2 separate regions of the Homo sapiens genome follow, and region 1 is linked to region 2. A link is a loop called in an ENCODE intact Hi-C map of the cell type or tissue named here. Cell type or tissue: mammary epithelial cell. All regions are shown on one strand. Each heading gives the region's core, and the rest is flanking DNA. Links, peaks and the distances in the headings are about the cores only.

What was found. A loop is a pair of places that touch in the nucleus more often than their neighbours do. Peaks named below come from ENCODE experiments on the same cell type or tissue, not always from the same donor. Only the 100,000 strongest peaks of a DNase experiment are listed, where the experiment ranks them.
Region 1: a loop joins it to region 2, with 2.2 times the contacts of the local background. A loop is called at or near these places in 3 of 110 quality-filtered maps.

The regions. Positions count from the first base shown.
Region 1 is chr1:201,461,882-201,464,781 of GRCh38, reverse strand. PHLDA3 (pleckstrin homology like domain family A member 3) reads left to right here. Exons shown (of 2, transcript NM_012396.5): 2 at 1-504. Among named protein-coding and RNA genes, the nearest start is that of PHLDA3, 5.9 kb to the left of the region's middle. RefSeq lists an enhancer at 2,621-2,900. In mammary epithelial cell, for the core only: a CTCF peak has its summit at 1,588; DNase peaks (open chromatin) are centred at 1,611 and 2,711; H3K27ac peaks cover 1,865 bases.
Region 2 is chr1:201,395,897-201,398,796 of GRCh38, reverse strand. All of the region lies in intron 1 of LAD1 (ladinin 1), which reads left to right. Among named protein-coding and RNA genes, the nearest start is that of LAD1, 2.0 kb to the left of the region's middle. In mammary epithelial cell, for the core only: no CTCF peak of the experiment used is centred there; DNase peaks (open chromatin) are centred at 1,006 and 1,536; H3K4me3 peaks cover 1,972 bases; H3K27ac peaks cover 1,868 bases.

The sequences.
Region 1 (2,900 bases), core at 292-2,791, 66 kb before region 2:
CTGCCTGGAGTTGTACAGAAACTTGATTGGGTAACCCTGGACCTTTCCAGGCTGTGGCCAGCAGTTGACCCTGCCTGCCTTTCCTCCATTGTTTTCCCATGTCTGACCTTCCCTGTTGCAAAGCAGTGGCCTACTACAGGGTCTCTCTGGAGGGAGCAAGGAGGCTCAGTGGCCCCATTCAGCAATTCGAAGTCCCTTTAATTGTTTTGTGCTTCCAACCTGTTTTGTTCCCGTTCAGATTTCTCTCGCCTTCCAATAAAAACTTCCCTGTCCTGTGCCCCAGTCCCTCAGAGTCCACAAGAGGTTCAACTTGCTCATCTGATGTGTGAATTACATCACACAGTTGAATGAGAATTTGTTAATTACAACAGAACTTTTATAAATATGTCACTTACTGTATCCAATTGTACAATTGTCCATGGGTGGCTTAATCCCACCATGGCAAATAAGCGTCTGTTTATGCAACCCTAATCAGTGCTGAGAAAGATCAGAGCTCAACTAGAATGCTGTGATCAATTGGTGATGCCTGCCATGGGCTTTGGAAGAAAGGTGGGGAGAATGGCGGCATTATCTGGGGGGGTGGGCGTGGCTGGAGAGAAGAGGGTTGCCATCCTATATAACAGCAGCTTCTAAATAGCCTCTAAAATAGAATCTTTGGGCGGGGCGCGGTGGCTCACGCCTGTAACCCCAGCACTGTGGGAGGCCGAGGCAGGCGGATCACGAGGTCAGGAGACCAACCTGGCTAACACGGTGAAACCCCATCTCTACTAAAAATACAAAAAAAGTTAGCCGGGCGTAGTGGCAGGCACCTATAGTCCTAGCTACTCGGGAGGCTGAGACAGGAGAATGGCGTGAACCCGGGAGGCGGAGCTTGCAGTGAGCCGAGATCACGCCACTGCACTCCAGCCTGGGCAATAAAGCAAGACTCCATCTCAGAAAAAAAAGAAAAAAAAATAGAATCTTTGCTCTTCAATCAAACCGGAGGGTAACTGATGGTGGGGGTTCAGGCATAAGGAAAAGACGTATCCAGGCACTCAGAAATAGGGGAGTGGGCCGGGCGCGGTGGCTCACACATGTAATCCTAGCACTTTGGGAGGGCAAGGCGGGTGGATCACCTGAGGTCAGGAGTTTGAGACCAGCCTGGCCAACAAGGCGAAACCCCGTCTCTACTAAAACTACAAAAATTAACTGGGTGTGGTTGTGCACGACTGTAATCCCAGCTACTCGGAAGGCTGAGGAAGGAGAATCGATTGAACTCTGGAGGTGGAGGTTGCAGCGAGCGGAGATAGCACCACTGCACTCCAGCCTGTGTGACGGCAGTGAGACTCCATCTCAAAACAACAACAACAACAACAACAAAAACGAAATAGGGGAGTGTTAGTGAACAGATGGGGTTGAGAGGCAAGACATCCAGCAAACTAAATGCCTTTACAGGCTAGGCACTGTGCTCGACTCTGGGGATGCAGAAGAGAAAGACAAGATCCAGTCCTTGCCTCAAGGAGCCAGGTTCTGGTGACATCAGTCAGTGCTAACTGGTGCCCATAGAACTGGCCACCAGGCGCCAGGGGAGCACTGGGCAATACTTTCTCTGTCCAGCACTAGGGGTCATTCTCAGAGCTTGGCTGCAAAGGGCAGTGTAGGGTATAGTATGAGAGACATCAAGGGCAGAGGGCAGGTGGAGGGTGGAGGGGGAAGCAGGCTCTAGTTTCTGGCACTCTGCTTTTTTGGAACACCAGCCCTGTTGGTTTAAAGTATGTTGGTTCTTGACCAAACCCAGCTTCCGTTTCTCTTGCTAGGAGAGTCCCAGCCCCTTGAAGAGTCTGCTGCTGTTAGAGCCCTTGACACAGACCCTAGAACGCAGTTCTAGGTATGCAGCAGTGTAGGGGCTGGTGGTTGCAATGGGGTGATCATTTACTATCATTTGTAAGAGCCTGGGAGCTGTCTGAGTATCCTAAGAGCCCTCACAGCACAGAGGTCTGGGGTTCAAGACCAGGTTTTTTGTTGTTGTTGTTGGTTTTTTCTTTTTTGTTTGTTTTGTTTTGCTTTTTGAGACAGAGTCTTGCCCTGTTGCCCAGGCTGGAGTGCAATGGCACGATCTCGGCTCACTGCAACCTCCGCCTCCCAGGTTCAAGCAATTCTCCTGCCTCAGCCTCCCAAGTAGCTGGGATTCAGGCGCCCGCCACCAGGCCTGGCTAATTTTTTGTATTTTTAGTAGAGATGGGGTTTCAGTGTGTTGGCCAGGCTGGTCTCGAACTCCTGACCTTGTGATCCACCCGCCTTGGCCCCCGAAAGTGCTGGGATTACAGGCGTGAGCCACCGTGCCCGGCTAAGACCAGGTTTTAAAAAAGATCCGTGACCTCTTTGGGGAGTCTTTGCCTCTCTGATGGAGGAGGGGCCATCCTGCTTCCTGGGTTCACGGGTGTTCTCACTGCTCTGGTTTTCATGACTTTGAATTTCCAAGAAGGAGCAAAGGCCCTTACCCCGGGAAGGCTTGGCTAGACCTCAGAGTAGGGTCAAGACCTCTTTGGGGGCACAAACAGGCTCTGATAGTGCCAGCAGACATGCATGAGATGGAAAACCTTTGCTCAGTTGGGCCTGTGAGGCCAGGGAAGGGCTGTTGCCACCAACTCTCCCCATGCTTCGGCAGCCCCAGCGTGGCCTCACCCCCACCCGATACGTGAGTCATCCATGGGAACATGAGACAGGGCAAGTCTCAGCCAGGCAGCTGGGAGTCCGATGAGGTGGGGTGGGGAGACCGAGGGAGAAGGGATGGGCTTGCTGTGGTCAGGGTGAGCTGGGGTTGGGAGCTAAGGCTTTAGCAAGAGTGAGCCTGTTGCAAGGGTGAGAATGGAGACCAGTGAGGAGAGCCAGAGTGAGAGTCCATGAGCTGGAATCGCAGC
Region 2 (2,900 bases), core at 149-2,648:
ACTGGAGGGAAGCAGACCCGTCTCCCACTAAGGACGCTCAGAATCTCAGCATGGCATTTTGGGGTGGCATCTGGGCTGGGAACCTTAAGATAGTTGCCATCCCCATCTGTGCTGCTGCAATCTTTACTTGTACACTGGTCTCCTAAAGGGTCGGGGATGAGGCATCCTACCCCTGCCTGCTGGACATCCCATCAGGGTCCGAGAGGCCTGGGGAAGGCGGGTGTTCAGAAGGCAGCACCCCTCATGGAGATTGGTGACCTCTAGCGACTTCTCTTGGAGCGACCCTGCACCTCTGCCAAGAAGGCCCCCTGTGAGCATTTTCACCTCATTCCTCCACTGGGCGCCCCCGTCCCCCATCTTGTCCCTAAGGAAACTGAGGCTCCTGCGGTAGCCCAGAGCTGGAGCCTGCTCTTTTGATCCCTTTCTAGCCAGGTAGATATTAGCCTCTTAGCTCCTCCCAGGTGGGCATTTGGGTCTTGGCCTTTCCTGAGCCAGGGCTATCTCTGCCAGGTGCAGACCCTCCAGCCATTTGGGTCCTGTAGGCTTTCCCCAGCAAGGCATCTTTCACAGGTTTTTCCAGTGCTCTAGTATGTCCTCTACCCCGCTCCTGCCCTCCCTTAATAAGGGCTCCAGAACTACCTCATTGTCTCAGGCTTAGCCTCTCCATAGCAGCTCATCGCCTGGGACTGGGGGGCCACCTCCCCAGACCCTCAAGACCTCACAGTGCTCTGAAGCACTGTGGGCAGCCCATGGGCTCTAGAGAGGGGAAAAGGTAAGCCCCACGAATGGAGGGAACTCAGTGCTCTGGAAAAGAAACCCAGGCTGCTATAGAGGAAGGTCTATGCTGAGGGTGCGGCTGAGGAGTCAAGGTCTTGGACTTTGCATGTGGGTCAGTGTGCCTGGGGGTTGATGTGGGAGTGTCTTTGCTTCTAGATGTGGGCCTACCTGTGCCTATGAATGTATGCTTATGTGTGTGTGTGTGTGTGGCATACTTGTGGACAAGTGTGTTTATGGCCTATGAAGAGATGACACATCTGTGTGGGGAGCTGGTTCTTATGTTGCTGAGTCTTGAGTTTGTCAGTCTGCATATGTTCAGTTGAACTGTTTATTGAAGACCTCAGTACTGTGCATTGGGTTAAAAATACAAACCAGACACTCCTTCTTCAGAAGTTCATAGTCTGGTGGGATATATGTGATTTTGTGTCTGAAAGCATGCCTGGATATGCATGGGGGGGTGTGTGTGTGTGGGGAGGCAGCTGGGGCACTGGAACTTTGAAAATGGGAGCAAGGTCTGGCCTAAGCTTGTCCACTGCTCAGATGGACATGGACTCATGTGGCTACAGCCAAGTTCCCACAAGATGTCCAGGGTAAGTGCCAGGAAGCTCTGGGGAACAGTCCTGCCACAGGGGCCCCTGGCCTGCCCTCCCTGCCGGGTCCCAGCCCTCATAGAGCCCTGTGGGCAGACGCAGCTGCTGCCAACAGTCACCCTGATGAGGCACCTGGAACAGAGGACCGCTCCCGCTCCGCTCCCTGGGTGAACAAGCCTCAGCGGGCAGGCAGGAAAGGGCTGTGAGTCACTGTCAACAGAGCCTCCTGGGCTGGGGAGGACCGTGCTAGGGTGTGACAGCACGGTCCCAGGTGGGGAGGTGGATGGAGAGGTGGGTGGGTAGCTGGGGGCCAGCCTGCAGCCCATCCTTGGCATGGAGCAGAGATTCAAGTCTTCCAACCCTGGGATTGGGGGGGCAGTGGTGAGCTGGCTGGCTGGGTGCCCTGGTCAGAGGCCTTGTCCTTTTCTCCCCGGACTGGCCTGGTGACCAGTGAGGCTGGGCCAGGCCTGTCTGCAGGGGGTGAGGGGTGGATCTGAGAGTGCCTGGGACTGAACAGCCAGTGGTTAATCATTTCCCTGCCTGGGCCTTGAGCCGCCCTCCTACTTCCAATCGCTGCCCTGGGTTCTCCAGACACCTCTCCCTAGACCTTTGGGGCTGGAAGAGACCTGAGTTACCCCCCACAGTGACCATGCAGAAGGGGAACTTAAGGCCTGCCCTGCTCAGGTGCAGGAGACTGGCCAAGGTCATGGGCATGATCCCCCAACCCTCCTCTGTCCTCCCTTCCCTAACCCCAGTCCCCAAGATTTGCAAATTATGCTCCTTGAGCCCCAGGGTTCCACAAAATGCATCTGGGGCAGCCTTCTCACCCTCTCCCAGCTTTAAGCAGGGCAGCTGAGCCTTAATCTGTTGTATAATGGGCTTCTGTCTATGATTCAATTTGGGAAAATGGCTTGTACTGCTAAATATGACTTTTAACAACCACTTCACTTAAATCCCTGCCATCAGTTGCTGCAGAATAGATGGAAGTTAGACTTCAGGAAGAAAGTTCCCAGGGTAGAGGTCAAAACAAGCTCTCTAGTGAGTAACGGCAGAATGTCCTTTAGAATTATTTAAGAGAAAAAGAGGATCCCCATCCCCAAAGGATGGAGTTGAAGTCTGGAGTGGGGAGGAGGATAGCAGCATTACATGGAGACACCGAGAGGGACATGTGTCCCCAGATGAAGGCCAGGAGGTGGGGGAAAGGGTTGTCTAGAGGGAAGGAGTGGTAGGCAGCTGCCTGGGGCTGTGGCCTCAGCTAGTAGGAGCAGCTGAGCCTCCGCAGCTGTTCGGGCCTGTAGGTTTCACCCTGGGCCTGGCTCTGGGGCTTGAAGGTCAATGTTGCATGGGCCACGGGGTTTCCCCAAACCTCTGCCCTCCCAGGCTCCCAGGCTTTGCCCTGGGCCCCAGCCTGTCCTGGGGTAGGGAATACCACACCTTCAGATGCCCTCTTGGGCCTCTGTTCCCTCCCTTGAAGGTTCAGCTGTTGAGCTCCCTCTGGGTTAGGGCCAGCCCTCCCTGGCCATACCTTTTCTG